Linked DNA regions of Homo sapiens: region 2 is linked to region 1. A link is a loop called in an ENCODE intact Hi-C map of the cell type or tissue named here. Cell type or tissue: PC-3. All regions are shown on one strand. Each heading gives the region's core, and the rest is flanking DNA. Links, peaks and the distances in the headings are about the cores only.

Region 1 (8,336 bases), core at 311-8,310:
AGAAAATATTAATTTAACCCTGAAAGTATTTACTCTCTTGGAAAAAAATGAAAGGTCACAGCCATATGTGTTTACCTTTTCAAGCACTGCACTCAGTAGTGGTGCTTGCGGAAGAGTTTTACAGCTTCTCACATGTGTTTTCTGACATCTCTGCAGATCACAAGGTTACTCTGTTTCCACTCTAGTAACATGGTAGTAATGTTCACAGATTTCCTTTTGTTGAACTATCCTTGCATTGCTCACAAACCTTTCTTGGTCAGGATGCACTATCCTTGAGAGCACTGCTTGTTTGATTTGTTACCTTTTTCTTCTCCTTTAAAGAATGGAAGACAAGGTGCCTCAAACCTGTAATCCCAGCACTTTGGGAGGCCAAGGCAGGTGGATCACCTGAGGTCAGGAGTTCGAGACCAGCCTGGCCAACAAGGTGAAATCCTGTCTCTACTAAAAATACAAAAAATTAGCCAAGCATGGTGGTGGACGCCTACTCATGTGTCCCAGCTACTCAGGAGGCTGAGGCAGGAGAATCGCTTGAACCTGGGAGGCAGAGGTTGCAGTGAGCCAATGCACTCCAGCCTGGGCGACAAGAGAGAGACTCTGTCTCAAAAACAAAAAAAAAAAAAAACAAGATAAAGACTGTTTCATCCTTTGCTGTGTTCTGGAACAGTTTAAAATAACAGAAGTTATCAGTTCCTTAAAAGATGGTGACTATTATTTAATAGGTAACTGTGGAAGGACTTGTGAGCAGTGTTTTAGCTACAGGAGGAAATAGACAAGCACGCACGAGGTGATTCGTACACTACACAGGATTGTCCATGCACAGGTCCTTGCTGTGTACTAAATGCCTGCTACCCGCAGTGCAAGTGGCCATAATCCCGACTGGGTTCTCATAGGCTCATGGTTGCTTGGTAACACTGACATTCCCTCTCGGCTCATCACAACCTCCACCACACTGATGTGTGAAAAGAGGTAACAGAAGAACCCCAGAGCCCCAATGATGAGGCAACGCCTCCGTGACACGCCTGCCCCCTTGGCTCCAGAGCCCCAAAGCATGGTGGCTCCCTATCACAGAAATATGAGCTCACACTGAGGCCAAGACTGGGACAAAGGACACGTGGAAAGAAGTAACAGTCTTAATATGTTGGTGCCAGATTATGAGTTTCTCTGGAGTCTGTCCTAAAGGAAATGGAAAATCACTGAAGGTGCAGCAACGGGAGGCAAGTTAACAGCAGGTTGGCAAGAGGGACAGCAGTAAGGAATTTAATTGAAAAACACTAAAACGTTTTCCAGGAATATGTGCCAAATGTGACACTTTAGCAAGATGGGAGACTTCTGCAGACCGCCAGAAAGGGTTTCTGCTTAGACTTTAAATCCTTCCTCTAGATGTTGGATTTTACTATAAACCCATTTTTAACATCTTTTCCATTTCTAGAATTCCCTAACCCTGTCATGCTGTGGTTGTTTTTTGTTCATCTTTCCACATGTTTCTGAAGAGGAATAAGTCATAGAATATTTACTGATTATATATAAGCCACAGAATATGTACACAATGTGAGCATAATAAAATTAACCATTCAAATGTGCAATAAATGATTCAGTTCCAATCATCCCAGCTACATAGTCATGTAGAAAATAATATCTTAATATTTCTTCCATTCTATGTGCCAAATTAAATGAAATTGGCCAAAATATTGTACTTGTTATGGTTGTCATGCTATGTTGTCATACATGTTATGGTTGTCATACATGTTATGGTTTGTTTCATTAAAACCAAAAAGGTTTTAATGAAACAAAACAGCTAAAAGTAGAATGATGGTATGTATTCTCTAACCCAGTCCTTGAAAACATCTGCATCAAGGTGCCAAACTGGTTTTCCAGTCTTGTGGGTCACAGTCCTCATCACAATTTAATCATAGCCACATTCATGATGGGTGGCATTTACGGAGTGTGAGGAGCTTTGTCGGGTGCCTGTCAGATGGGGCTTTCCTCAACAGCCCTGCAGAGTGGGTCTTAGTGGGCCCTCTTTGCACTGATAGAACCTGAAGAGCAGAGAGTTCTGTCTTTCACTTCAAGAAGCCGACTCACGGATCCTGGCCAGGAGCCCTGTTAAAACAATACCCAAACTTTTTGAGATAATTTGTTAATGGAGGAAGTACCTACAGTTCCAACCCAGTCTTCAGTACTTGGGCAGGCTTGCCTCTCAAGAATTCATTTCGTTATTTATTCATTCAACAAATATGTGCTAGGCACCTGCTGCATGCCAGATACTGCTCCAAGCACTTGGGGCACATCAATAAACAAAGCATGCTTGGCCTTGTGGAGCTCGCATTCTAGAAGGAAAAGCAGTCAGCACTAGATAATAAATAAGCAAATCCAATAGGATGCTGGGGGATAAGTGCTGCAGCGTAAGTAACAGCACAGCACCAGGGGGTGGGGAGACAGAGTGCGACATGAAGGAGGGTCGAGACAGACCTTGGGGAGAAAAGGACATCTGGGCAAAAGCTGAGAAGAGAAGAGTGTCTGCGGAGGAGTGTTCCAGACAGAAGTACCCAGCAGTGTGAATGTTCTCAGCAGGTGTGTGCCCAGTGTCCCAGAGGAATAGCAAGGAGAGCACTGGGGACAGACTGGAAAAGGCTCAAACACAAAAGGTCAGAGACATACAGGGCCAGAAGGCAGAGGGTTTTGGCCATCAGTGAGCTGAGGGGCATTGTGGGATTTTGAGCGATGGAGGGTGAGGAGCTCCCTGCTGGTTTGATGGCCACTGTGCTCGCTCTCTTGACAATAGCCTATAACAGGCCAAGGACTGAAGCGGTGAGAGCCATTGAGAAATTTTTGCAATAACCCTTAGGAATGAGGTGGCAGAGTCTTGGACCAGGTGACAGCAGAGGAAGAGGTAGGTGGTTGGATTCTGGACCTTTTTTGAAGGTAGAGACAGCTGAATTTCCTGATAATGCTGAATATTTGATCAGATATCATAACCATACTTCTTTTAACAGAACATATTCTGGGAAATCAATTTGCTGTGGAAATTACTTTCTTGAGTTGGTCTGTTGAGGATGTTTCCATGAGAACCCAGGCCTGCTAGAGCAGGGACTGTAAGTTCAGGTTTTCAGAGTTTAGCAAGTTCTTGTCAAATGTCAACTTGACCCTATCATCCATTACCCATCCAAGACTCATGAAGGAGTTCCCTTACACAGTGTTGAAAATCAGCTGGGATTTCAGACAGGGCTGACATTAGCAGATGCTCAAATTGTCACCCAAGGAGTTTGAAAATCTGGAAGCATTATTCTGCTAGGTCCAGGAATCAAAGTTGGTGCACGGACTAGGACCCTCAGACCAGCAGGGATGCTGAAGCAAGAATGTAACGTTGAAGACAGGGCCACAGGAACTGCAGCTAGTCCTAGGACTGAGGGGGATCACTTCTGCCAAGGCCTGCCCCCCGACTTCCCAGACAGGGTGCTGTGCCCTGGAATAAGAGAGCTCATAACCACCTTCTCCCAGCCGCCGGGTCTTCCCATTAGGTCTCGGCCCTCGCTTGCTCTCTTCTTACTTCCAAACACACAAAAATACTGTGAGGGTTTGCAGCTGATGAAGTCCCAAAGGAGCAATCCAGGGCTTTGCACATTTTCCTGTAAAGGGCCAGACAGTAAATATTCTAGGCTCTGCGGCCACACGGTGTCTGCGGCGGCTTCTCAACTCAAAGCAGCAGAGACAACACTGAACAAATGAGCACTCATGTGTCCAACAAAACTTCATTTACAAACCCTGAAATTTGAATTTTATGTGAGTTTTACCTTCCACAAAATATTATTTTCTTTTTTTTTTTCAGTCATTCAAAAATGTTAAAACCATTCTTACCTTGCTGGCCAAACAAAACCAGGCAATGGCCAATGTGAGCCCTGAACTAAACCGCGTGTTTTGAAAGGGCTCTGGTGCAGCCAGGCCGACTTGGAGCCCCTAGGTCATGCAAAACGCAGTGCTCTTTCTGCTGTGGCCTTGGCTTAGTAGTGACTCCAGTAAGTCCAGTGTGTGAAGCCTGGTCACCGCTAACTCACAAAGGTGCAGCACAGGTCACCAGGCAACTCTGTTTCATGACACTTTACTGCCATCTGCTGGACAATTGTTGCAATACAATTACATACAGATTGCGCCGACCGTGAATTTGAAGAGTCCCGTTGTAGTTTTGTGATGCATCATTTGTTCAATTTAAGCAGTGGCCCTGGGTTGGGGAAATATAGAAGGAAGAAGCAACTAATTCACAGGAGTCCCAGAAGTCATCATGCAAATGACACAAAGATCCCATCACTTTCTAGTTTGGGGAGGGGGCGGGCGCAAGGGGAAGGAAGGAGGGAAGAAAGACATCTTCCAACTGTTATTATCTAGTCTCTGCAGGCTTAGATTGGTGCTCTGCCTACATTGGAGGTGTTCTGCAAACCGGAGTCTTCCTCGCCAGAGTCCCATAAACGTGCCTCAGTCAGATGCTGGAGAGACAGAGAAGGGAAGAGTCCATCAGAGCCTCCTGATTCGAGCATCACACAGCAACCCTTCTGAGCTCGGTGGTCCACACAGCGCAGGGTTCTATGAACTCCTGAGGAGAGCCAGGAGTGCTGCTAAGCTTTCCCAGGTATGCGTGACCATGTGTGCCTTCATCTGTGTGTGACTTGGGCCAGCACCTGCCCTCCTCCTTCCTTGGTTTATCTGCCCCCTCAATGGGGATAACACTCCTAGACGTTGCTGCCTCATAGAGACAGTGTGACCGTGGAACGAACACCCTTTGCACAGCATAATCAGGATCAGCAGTCCTGAAGCTGCAAGGCTGGAGAGAGAACAGGAGGTGAAAGAAAAGGGTGAGTTAGACCACAATTGGGTGCAGTCAAGAAGCCACAGCACGCAAGAGATTGCCTGTGATGGGGCTCCAGGATTCCAGGCCTGGCAACAGACCCCCAGGTTTCAAAATGAAAAACGAAAAGAGCTAGAGACCAAGACCAAGGGATATGTTCAAAGACTATGAGGTCCACTGTCTCTGATTTAAAACCAAAACGTTTGCCATTTGCTCTAGGGAATCAGGGAAGAAAGATACAGGGTGATCTGTTTGGCCCCGCCCCCAGGCTTCTGGACATTTCCAGGACTCTAGGCAAAGGCAGAAGCCAAGTCAAGAGTTCCACAGCAAAACAGGTGTGCCCAGGACCGGGGAAGTCTCAGGAAGCCCATAGTACATATCAGCTGGAACTTGGGGGGCCCGGGACTCAAAGTGCCCTGTGTCTGGCCTGGGGGGACCTGGGGCGGGCGACATGATGTGCAAACCTCAGACCCAACTCTAGTAACACAAAGCTGTCCCAGGGAAAAGCGAGCAGATTCCAGTGTTGTGACAGCTCAGGCTCAGGACGAAGACGCCTGCGTGGGTACAATGGGTCCTCTGGGGGTGCAGTAGAGGTCTTTGTGGGGGAGGGCAGTGCATGGGGGTCTGGTGGCCCCTTCACCTCCTTCTAGAACCCTTGGGAAAGAGACACTGCATGGGAAAGGCTGAGTGTCATGACTCACCCAACCCCTTGTCCAACATGAAGTGACCAAGCCCTTGATCAGCTTTAAAAACTAGTTTACGGCTGGGCACAGTGGCTCACGCCTGTAGTGTCCGCACTTTGGGAGGCCAATGCGGAAGGATCGCTTGAGCCCAGGAGTTCAAGAACAGCCTGGGTAACACAGGGAGACTCTGTCTCCACAAAAAATTAAAAAAATTAGCCAGGCATACTGACACGTGCTTGTGGTCCCAGCTACTCAGGAGGCTGAGGCAGAAGGATCTCTGGAGCCCAGGAGTTCGAGGCTGCAATGAGCTAGCTATGATGGCACCACTGCACTCCAGCCTGGGAGACAGAGTCTTGCTCTGTCTCAAAAGAATAAAAATACAAACTAGTTTCCGTCTCCTCAGCCACACACCATGATTAAACTTCAGCACTAACACTTTCATGCAGGACAGTGGTTGACATGCTTTAAGACTGCCTCCTTAGTGCACAGAGGACAATGGCACAACACCATGGCCAACCAAGCCCAGGCCAAGGTGGGATTCCACTCTCACCCGGATCTGGAAGGCAGAGTACCCCTGGTCACTGGCCAGCGCTGTTTAGAACTATCCAGGGGGCTCAAGGACTCATGGGCTCTCTTCCTCCCTTCCCTTCTCCCAGCTCCCATCTCCCTCCACACTTTTCCTGCTCACAGCCCCGGGGAGTCAGGTCCACAGGGCTCTGCCCTGTGGTAAGCCTTGCTGTCCTAGGAAGCAGGCTCTGTCCCTCTGGGCTGCTCACCAAGCCACATGCACAAAACCCTGCCAGTCCCCCCAGCAGCCTGCCACGCTGCTGAGCCCAGATGGTATCTTTTAGTGGAAATTTCCTGAAGACACAGGAAGAAGCCAAGGGAAATGTAACAGAGAACTTAGCAGCAGGCTTTGCCTCTATCCTAGAGTCCCTGAACTGATCCCCTGCCTGGCCCAGGAGGCCTGTGCATGACAGAGGTGTGACCTGCCCACTAGCACTAGTCAGGGTCAAGCCGTGCCTTGGCCCCCACCCTTCACTCTTGGGAGAAAGCTCTCAATTTGTTCAGTACCTACACATAAGGGGCTGTCTTTACGGGTTTGCCCAGACATCCCAGGCCCTCCCGAGTCCATGCCCTTCCCTAAGAGTCTCCACTTCCCAGGATGGTGACAATAAAGGCCCATTCCCCTCAGGAGAAGCCCCCTCTGCTCAAGATGTGGCCTTGGAGATGTGCTCCGACCATGCCCAGAGCCACACAGACCCAAGTGCAGCCAGGACCACCCACACTGGCCTGCCCCTGCCCTCTGATGGCTCCTTCTGGCCCAAGGACCATCCCCTCCTCATTGAAACCCTGACTCGGGGATGCTCTGGGGAAAGGGGAGGTCACTGTGGAACCAGAAAATAAAGATACAACCCTAGCTTCTCATCTAGAGAGTGCCATCCAGCTGTGAGACCAAAGATTGGAAAGGCAATGAAGTAGAGCGACCCCGGAGCTGGTGTAGTCCTCACCCGCAGTGCGTGCAGACACATGGCACTGCAAGCTACAGGCACGGCTTCTCTATATCTAGAATTGTGTATGTGTGTCCATGTGTGTCTGTGTCTCTCTGTGTACATCCACGTATGTGTGTCTGGGTCTGTGTGTGTGTCTGTGTGTCTCTGTGTGCATCCATGCGTGTCCGTGTCTGCGTGTCTGTGTGTGTGTGTCTCTGCATATCTGTGTGTGTCTATGTGTGTCTGTGCCCTCCAGGCCGGGTAGGGGCAGGAAGAGTTGGGAGAGGAAGCCTGATACAGGCCCAGGCCCCAGGCCCTGCTCACTCCCCTCAGCTCCTTGGGCTGAGTGCAGTGGGCTTGAGGGTGGATGTGCAGTGGCCTCCTTCCCGAAGTCTGAGGCCTTGGTCTAGGGCTGAGGTTGAAGGACAGCCTGGATGGCACAATACCAAGGCTCTTGGAGAGGCTGTGTCACCCGCCTCAGGGGTGCAGGTGGTTTGGGCACATTTGGCACCCACAGCAGCCCCATCTTCCCTGAAAGGCTGAGGAGGGAGGGCAGCCAGAAGTTCCATGGGGACCCCGGTGGACTTGAAAGCTGGACAACCCAGGCGAATCTGATCGCTGGAGTCGGAGGTGCGGAGGCTGCAGTGAGCCGTGATCGCTCCACTGCACTCCAGCCTGGTCGACAGAGCAGAACCTTGTCTCTAAAACAATTAATTAACATGACTGAGAAGTGACTAACTTGGCAGAATTCACCAAGAAGGGGTCGACTGCTCTCTATCAAGCATGAAATAGGGGCTAGACTAGAATTACAGAACATAATGGGAGTTAGGTTTTTTTCGTGGGCGTCCTACTGGGAACTCTGCACCCACGGCCAGGCCTCCTGCCGCGTGCGAGTCTTCTGACAACCCCCTGCGCAAGCGGGGCCCCTCCGGCCGCCCCGGGACGTGCGTGTTCCTCCCGCTCGCGGCCCACCCCACTCGCGGGGCGTCCTCCCGCCAGCGGGACCTGCCGTAGGAGGGGAAGGGAAGGGAAGGGAAGAAGGCCGAGTCGCCTCCCCTTAGGTGTAATCTGTGCTGCTGACTTCAGAAGGATGTCTTCGGGTTGGAAGATTTAACTGGGAGCGAAAGTCAGTAAACAGCCCACGAAACAAAGGCCAAAGCTCTCCAGGCCCTTCCAAAGGTTTTTCGTATGATGAAGCCCCGCAGTGGGGAGGGCCCCGGAGCGCACCCGCCGCGCCCCTGCTGGGAGCTTCCCACTCTCCGCGGAGGCTGGGGGCAGTCCCGGCCAGCGTTTCCATCAGCGAAAAACACCCACTAGGCCACG
Region 2 (8,336 bases), core at 202-8,201, 110 kb before region 1:
CCATCTAACAGTGAAGAAAATTTTTGTTGGCAGTATTAAAGAAGATACAGAAGAATATAATTTGAGAGACTACTTTGAAAAGTACGGCAAGATTGAAACCATAGAAGTTATGGAAGACAGGCAGAGTGGAAAAAAGAGAGGATTTGCTTCTGTAACTTTTGATGATCATGATACAGTTGATAAAATTGTTGTTCAGAAATACCACACTATTAATGGGCATAACTGTGAAGTGAAAAAGGCCCTTGCTAAACAAGTGATGCAGCCGGCTGGATCACAGAGGGGTCGTGGAGGTGGATCTGGCAATTGTATGGGTCACAGAGGAAACTTTGGAGGTGGTGGAGGTAATTTTGGCCGTGATGGAAACTTTGGTGGAAGAGGAGGCTATGGTGGTGGAGGTGGTGGCAGCAGAGGTAGTTATGGAGGAGGTGATGTGGATATAATGGATTAGGAGGTGATGGTGGCAACTATGGCAGTGGTCCTGGTTATAGTAGTAGAGGCGGGTATGGTGGTGGTGGACCAGGATATGGAAACCAAGGTGGTGGATATGGTGGCGGTGTTGGAGGATATGATGGTTACAATGAAGGAGGAAATTTTGACGGTAGTAACTATGGTGGTGGTGGGAACTATAATGATTTTGGAAATTACAGTGGACAACAGCAATCAAATTATGGACACATGAAAGGGGGCAGTTTTGGTGGAAGAAGCTCGGGCAGTCCCTATGGTGGTGGTTATGGATCTGGTGGTGGAAGTGGTGGATATGGTAGCAGAAGGTTCTAAAAACAGCAGGAAAGGGCTACAGTTCTTAGCAGGAGAGAGAGTGAGGAGTTGTCAGGAAAGCTACAGGTTACTTTGAGACAGTCGTCCCAAGTGCATTAGAGGAACTGTAAAAATCTGTCACAGAAGGAACGATGATCCATAATCAGAAAAGTTACTGCAGCTTAAACAGGAAACCCTTCTTGTTCAGGACTGTCATAGCCACAGTTTGCAGGAAGTGCAGCTATCGATTAATGCAATGTAGCGTCAATTAGATGTACATTCCTCAGGTCTTTTATCTGTTGTAGCTTTGTCTTATTCTTTTTCTTTTCATTACATCAGGTATATTGCCCTGTAAATTGTGGTAGTGGTACCAGGAATAAAAAATTAAGGAATTTTTAACTTTTCAATATCTGTGTAGTTCAGTTTTTCTACATTTTAGTACAGAAACTTTAACAAAATGCAGTTTTGAAGGTGTTTCCTTGTGAGTTAACAAGTAAAGAAGATCAATTGTTAATTACTATTTTGTATAAATTTTGCTAAAGTTAACTGTAAAGAAACACCTGCTGACTTGCAGTTTAAGGGGAATCTATTCTCCCCATTTCCAAACCATGATATGAATGGACGCCGACATGTGGAGAGAACAGATAATTTGTGTGTTTGCAATGTGTGTTTTAGGTAAATAGGATTGGGTATTTAAATTAGCATTTGTGAATTTAATAGCATTAAGATTACCTTCAAATAAAAAAGTCTCAAAATTTCTTTTTGGTTTTTGTGCACTTTCTTTTAAAATGTAATCACATGATTTTAGTGTGTTAGACTTGCTGAGTCCTAGCTGTGTTTAGAACATCTCCATTCTACATTTACCTTGGTCAAATTTGAACTGCTGCCATAGGTTTTGGGTGTAAAGAATGTTTACTGCCCTCCATTTAAATTCTGAAAAGGTATAGTGGATGTTTTCCCTCTCCTACATTAGAAACCATTCTTAAAAACTTTTCAAAATATAGAACCATTAAGCCTGCTATATCTGAGCAAATTAGTGGGTACCTTTTTTCCTTTTTTAAAGCACAAGAGGCCCATAAATCTTGAGTTATTTGCATTAGTTTACATTTTTTGATACAACTTTTCAGACCAAGAGAATAAAAATCATGCGTTATTAAACCCCTAGCTGGCTGGCATGCTTTCCTGTTTGTACTGTATACATTTTGCTGGATGAAACCAAGGATAGTTTAGGTATAATTGTCCAAAATAACCTAACTGCAGCAGAAATGTAGGACAGTTGCTTAGTACAGGCTTCTCACTTCCTACAGACCTGAATTCAAATTTGGATAGTCTGAGTTATTAAATTCCCAAAGACAAAGAACACACTCTTATTTCTTGTGTATATTTCAACATAAATCATGTTGTTACCAATTTGTTGGGAAGGCCCTGGTTGAGAAGAGTTTTAGATAATAAGGCTGTATATATATAGATATATATAGATATATACCAATGTCTATATATAGAGATATTTTATATATATATATACAGGTATATATATGTGTGTGTATATATATAGGTATATACATATATACATATATATATATATATATATGGATATATACCCATGTCTACTGTTTTGCTTCAGCTAGTGCTTACAATTTCATTCAAGTCCTGAGTATGTGTCCTGCTGTTACTCCTTCTTTGGTAGTTGAACGTTGAATTCAAGTCTTTCCTTCTGTTTTAAGAAGTACTAAGCAAACAAGCAATAAAAAGGGGAATGGCGCATGCTAGTGTTTGAATATGCTCTCTTGTTGCTCTAATTCTGTGCCTCCGTGCATTAATATTTGGATGCATGCAATGCCAGCATGGAAATTGGCCTTCACACTTACTGCAGTTTTCCAGAAACACTCACAAGCCAATAAATGTAACAGACATTCCATTTTTAATGGGCATATATGTGAAAAGCAGTGTAGAAAATAGGCTAATATTAGAAAATGGTTAAGTCCTTAATAACTTCAAGTGTGGTTATATAATGGACACTGTCAATGTTCATAACTTAAACCTGGGTACCTGGTCAAAATAATGCTTGGGAAACATTAAAATTGAGCTAAATTGTCTCAAGTTCTTTTATTCATATAAATAAAGTTTAAATGAATGGGGGAGATTTTAAAAAAGAAGAAGAAAAGAAAAGAAAACGCTGGCCACAGGCCCTCAACATCCTGCACGGGCATTTCAGAAAGGCGGAAGGATTGCTGTGGGGCTCTTATACCTGGAACAGCTCTGCTAAGAGCTCCTCTCTGGTGAGGCAAGCATGATGAAAAGATTACTATAATTCATTCCTTTTTTTAAGTAAAGCAAACACATTAAAATAAGTTATATATAATTCACGACAAAACAGAATTGCTGGGACAGAAATGCATGTGGACATGGTATTTGAGCAAGAAATTTGCCAAATAATGAATTTAGTTTTATGCCCCAATAAATGCCTTTGTTTTCATTTCAAAGAGCAGGCTATGTCCCTCATGATTTCCAAAACACTATCTCAGCTAAGTTTGTTTTAGTTTAGTAACAAGTTAATGTTGTGTTCTCTGGTTTTGTAAGTTTTTTTGAAGGTGCAGCTGTCAATACATGTATTGCTAAATGAACTGCATGTTTAAAAAATAATTTACATCAATAAACCATAATGTCTTGATTACTTGGAGAAGGAATGGATACTACTGCTATATTTATCACTATCAATGTTTGAATAACTAACTTTAATGTCTTAAATTATTAGGCTAGATTGATTAGTTTTACAAGAAGTTCAAAGCATACAACTTATTCCCCAAAGTGGGTCTTACATGTAGATAATATTTTATTTTCCCTCTGTTTTCCTGTAGAAAAATTGTTCTAAATTCATTATAGAAAGTTACATGCCATTTAACTACCTGAAAGGTGATGTTAATGTGACAATTTTGTAAATATTTCTAAAATGCCCAGAATTATACTGTATGAATACATCATTATTTCTGGTATGTGGTAATAAAAATATTTTATTTGCATCATTTAGATTGGGTTTGTCTGCAAGTAACAGAGAACCTAACAGTGCTGGCTTATTTGTCTGCAGCGATGTTGGGGAAGCAGCCCACGGCTGATCTAGAGGCTCAACACCGTCACCAAGACCAGGCCCCATGAGTAGTCCTGCCCCGCCGTCCTCAGAGTGAGGCTCCTGTGCTGGGATCACAGGATGGCTGCTGTGCTCCCAGCATTTCCAGGGGCCAAGATGGGAGGAAGAAGATGGACGGCAGAGGAAGGACAGAGGCCAAAGGCACAAGCGAGCATTGTCAGATCACCAAAAAGATTTTTTTGCTTTAAGCCCCACCCCTAGTGACTTCTGATTCCATCCAAACACCCAAAATTGGGTCATATGTCCCCCGCTTAGCTATTAAGGTATCTGTAGAGTTAGATACTTTTCAGTAGGTATTGACATACAAGGGTGCTCTTAGGAAGTAGAGAAGAATGAACATTGACTAAGCAATTAGCTGTTTCTGCCACAATGTTGTGATTTTACTGACTTTTATTGCTTGTGGTAGAACCTTACATTGCATGGACTGGTTCTGGATTTCTTCTATTTCACGTACACAGGAAGGATACTTCCACACTCCCTTGAAGTCAGGCACAACCAGTGCCTGCCTGCAGCTAATGAAGGGTGGGCAGAAACGATGTGTGTAGCTCCCAGGCTGAAGTACCTAATGCAGTGCCTGACTGAGCCCTGCCTTCCCCACCACAGCAATCATGGAAATAAGTGTCAAGTTGGAGCGGTCTTAGAGTGATAAATACAAGCCAAGCTCTCCCACAACCCACAGTAGATGGAGCACTTGAGCAAGAAGCAAACCTTTGTTCTTTTAGCCCCCAGGACTTGGGGCTTGTTTGTTATCATCAAACCTGGCCTATCCTGACTGGTACAAATTGGCAGTAATTTCTCCAGTGTCCTCAATTAAATGTATGTATATGTTTGTTTAATAAATAAGTGGGGATATATTAAAATGTAGCATACATTTAAAAGCCAATAGCATTTCTTTAAATATAAAGGGTTGAAAAGTAAATGATCTATCCCTTTTTCACAGTTTACATCCTGGAATGACACTGGTTTAGATGAAAAGATAAGTATAGGGGCATAAGGAGGAAGAAGATTTGAGGAGTTAAAGTGGCTTTTTGAAGAGGATACGGAAGAAGATGAGGACCCCTACTAAGGAAGGTCCCTATTGATGGGAAGCAGTTATCCATCATGGAGAAGCTGGGCCCTCCTCCATCCTAATAAGCCCTAATAAACTGATTTTTACTGTTTGTTTTGAAATAATTTTAGACTTACAAAAATGTCACACCAATAGTCCAAAGGATCCTCCCTCGACTTCATTCAAAGCACAATCTCCTGCTTTTCCTCCTGCTGATCAGGAAATGTCTCTGCTTTCTTGGCAAGCTCATCCTTCTTTACGTACAGTTGGAATGTTAGAGCTCCTCAAGGCGGCCCCCAGGCCCCCTTCTCTGTGCCATCTGCACTCTGTCCTCAGAAGAACTAGTGTGCACCCAGGCCTTTGGTTACCGCACAGCATGGTAGTGACTCGCAAACATGTACCTTGAGCCAGACCACTCCTCACATTTCCAAGCTTTTGTCTGCATATTGTCCTTGGTATATCTAGTAATATCCAATTGTATACTTAATATTGGCTCTTCTCTGGCTCAAATGAACCTCACAGTAAAGTCCCAAACAGAACTTATTCCTTTCCCCATCTACCCACACCTGGCCTTCCTGTCTCCTGGTGTTTTCTGTTTCACTGAATGTTACTAGTGTGCACTGAAGGGTGGAAGCCATGGATCTCGCAGTGCTGCTCAGCATCTCTCCAACTTATCCTTCATATTCTACAACGAATGTCCCTTTTCTGGGGAAGCCCTTCCTGGCCTCCCAGACAGACCTAAAACTGCCCATGTCACCTTCACTGCACTTATGATACTTAGGATTTTATAATTATTTGTATAGTCACTTAATATTTGTCTCTTCAGTTAGGCCAGCCATCAGCTCATTGACAGAAGGACTGCTCTCTGATTCAGGGTGGGGTCCCCACCTCCTAACTCACAAGCTCAGTGCTCAGTAGGTGTCTATTGAATGAATATATGATGGACACCTTTCCAACATATGACTTTGCTCCTGAAAGTTCTGGATTCCCTTCCTCTCCTTGGTGGATCACTTAAGAGAGGGAAGATCAGTTCACTTCCCCTTCATTGAATCACTCTTGTGTATTCTCAAGAGATTTCATAAGGTCAGACAAAATCAACTTCTCAAGTTCAAGCCAGAACTCTTTTTTTACATTACCAGTATTTCAGAAACCGAGGTCCTCATTTGTTAAAAGACAAAGAGAACTCATCCTTGTCCAAGCCAACAGTGGACATAGAAGAGCATGAGCACACTTGGCCAAAGTGCATCCTAGGAGGAGGCCCAGCATACACAAAGGCCCTGAAGCCAGAGCTCACCTGGTATTTGCAGGAAGAGCAAGGCCTCCAGAGTCAGGAGTGGAATGGGTAGGGAGGAGAGGCTTTTCCAACACGAGAAGCCATGGGGCTATTTGAGAGCACCAGCAGAGGAGGTGCAGAGCTGAATGTATGTTTTAAAAGTCTTACCATAGCTACTATGTAGAGAAGACATTGCAGGGGCTGACTGCGAGGGAAGAATTGGGAGACAGCGCTGCTACCTCTCCTCCGCTACTCTCTGGCTCCCCTGAACAGATTTAGAAAGAGAAGGTTTATGGGGAAATCAGGTGGAGGAAAGAGGTCAGGGAAACAGTACAGGGAGCAGTTCTCTGGTCAACGCCAAGAGTCGTTCCCTTGCCAGGCATGGCAGGGCTTGGTCGTGGCCTGGGTTTTGAGCCATGACAGAGGAAGTTACTGGCCTTTGAACTAGGCTGATGGATTTGCTCCATCTTGGGCTAGGAGACAATGATTGAGGTCAGCTATCAAAGCCTTTCTATGAAACCTCCAGAAAGTAACCACAGCTCAGACCTAAGACTGCTCAGTGGCCTGAGAGCCAACAACATGGGCCTGTGAGGGGAGAGATGACCACAGGCCCCAAGCCGTTGTCCCTCCCTATCTGTCCCAGGCTCAGACACTGCCAGCTTCTGCACGTGATTCTTGGTTCAGCCCCTTAGGTTCCCATGCTGTGGAAATTCCCCCAGGATTCTGAAGACCAGGTGAGTGGCCTCAGTAGGAGCACAGCCCTGGGGTCCAGGAAGGGCTAGACATGACACCCATCGTGCCCCTTGCTGGCTGAGTCTGTGGGGTTGTGCATGCCTGGGCGGGTGGGTGTCCTCTGTAAGTGGGGTCAGTTACTCCGCCAACCTTGATGAGCTGCTGGAAGTACCCAGCATGATACCTGGTATGCAATACACATGCAGTAAGAATCTGTTAGTATCCAAGCGTTTCTGTTTCTTCCTAGGTCTTTTCATGGAAAGGGAGAGGAGGTTGTATCTGGAATTCTTACCAGGTGCCATTTTCCATGGAAACCTAAAATATATTTTGGAATCATGTAGAGCTAGTCCCTTCTCCTAGTTTTCTTTTTAAAGTTTCCTAATTGCTTTTCTATATAGGTTTGTACAGATTCTCTAAAGTAGCCTAAGAATCTGAATGGTCCTGGGTTGAGTTTGGTGCTCCTGGCTGGGAAGGGGTGAGGCCCACTGCTGAGAAGTGACTGACGTCTAGCTGTGGCCCCAAAAGAAGGTGGAAGGAAGCAGCGTCCGGCTCTCTGTGACTCCATCCACACAGGAGGGCTTGCCCACACCATCATGACGGGCTGAATATTTGGAAACTTGGAAACTCAGAATTCAGTTTTGGTCTCCTCCACTCTCAGGAAACCCAGATGACATGTGTCTGTGCATGCACATGGCCCTTTGGCTACACAGGGCAAAGTGAAGGCTGGTGGGGCCCCTGGAAATAAGCAAATAAAGAGCAGCCCCCACTGTCTTCAGGGGCTTGGTGTCCTGCAGTGGGAGGTCAGTGCCCCTGCAGAGCCTGCCCTGTCTTGCCACCAGTGCCTCCCAGAAGCCTGGCCCCATGCAGGAAGTGCTTATCAGTGAGATTGTTGAAGAGCAAACAGTCAATGTGGTCTCTACCACAACTGGCATGATTAATTTAGGGGCTGAGTCAGCTGGCTATGACAATTTTTGTCCCCTTCTGCATATAGAAACCAAAACTCTACTGTAGGCTGGTTGTGGGGAGAGGGCATTAAACTCTGACAGGTTGCAAATGTCCTGGGGAAAATGACCTCTGCTCCCTCTGCTCCCACCCGGATCCCTGCTCTGGAGGCCTGGACTAATTAGCGTCTGGCAGGTGTCTGGAAAGAGCTGCCTGGCCGGCCATGGTGACATCATGGCTGGGCATTGCTCCCCCATTCCACTGCTGAGAAAGTCTCTGTTTCATTAGGCTTCCAGGATTACTTTTTAATTTTTTTTAATCCCCTTTGTAGGTTCTGGCTCCAATCAGTCTTGGAGAACATTCTGCACGCTCCTTCCCACTCCCACTGCCTCAACAACTGTGCTCCAGTTAAAGTTACTGTTCCCGGAGGAGTGAGGCTC

Evidence for each region. Peaks named below come from ENCODE experiments on the same cell type or tissue, not always from the same donor. Only the 100,000 strongest peaks of a DNase experiment are listed, where the experiment ranks them.
Region 2: a loop joins it to region 1, with 5 times the contacts of the local background. A loop is called at or near these places in 4 of 110 quality-filtered maps.

What each region holds. Positions count from the first base shown.
Region 1 is chr10:43,667,598-43,675,933 of GRCh38, reverse strand. ZNF32-AS3 (ZNF32 antisense RNA 3) reads right to left here. Exons shown (of 5, transcript NR_038867.1): 2 at 4,413-4,813; 3 at 3,856-4,216; 4 at 3,489-3,626; 5 at 1,235-2,100. Among named protein-coding and RNA genes, the nearest start is that of ZNF32, 23 kb to the right of the region's middle. RefSeq lists an enhancer at 4,543-4,712. In PC-3, for the core only: a CTCF peak has its summit at 4,099 (motif pointing left); a DNase peak (open chromatin) is centred at 4,083; H3K27me3 peaks cover 2,140 bases.
Region 2 is chr10:43,781,690-43,790,025 of GRCh38, reverse strand. All of the region lies in intron 1 of LOC105378275 (a long non-coding RNA gene), which reads right to left. It also overlaps the pseudogene HNRNPA3P1. Among named protein-coding and RNA genes, the nearest start is that of LINC02658, 7.0 kb to the right of the region's middle. In PC-3, for the core only: a CTCF peak has its summit at 4,568; no DNase peak of the experiment used is centred there.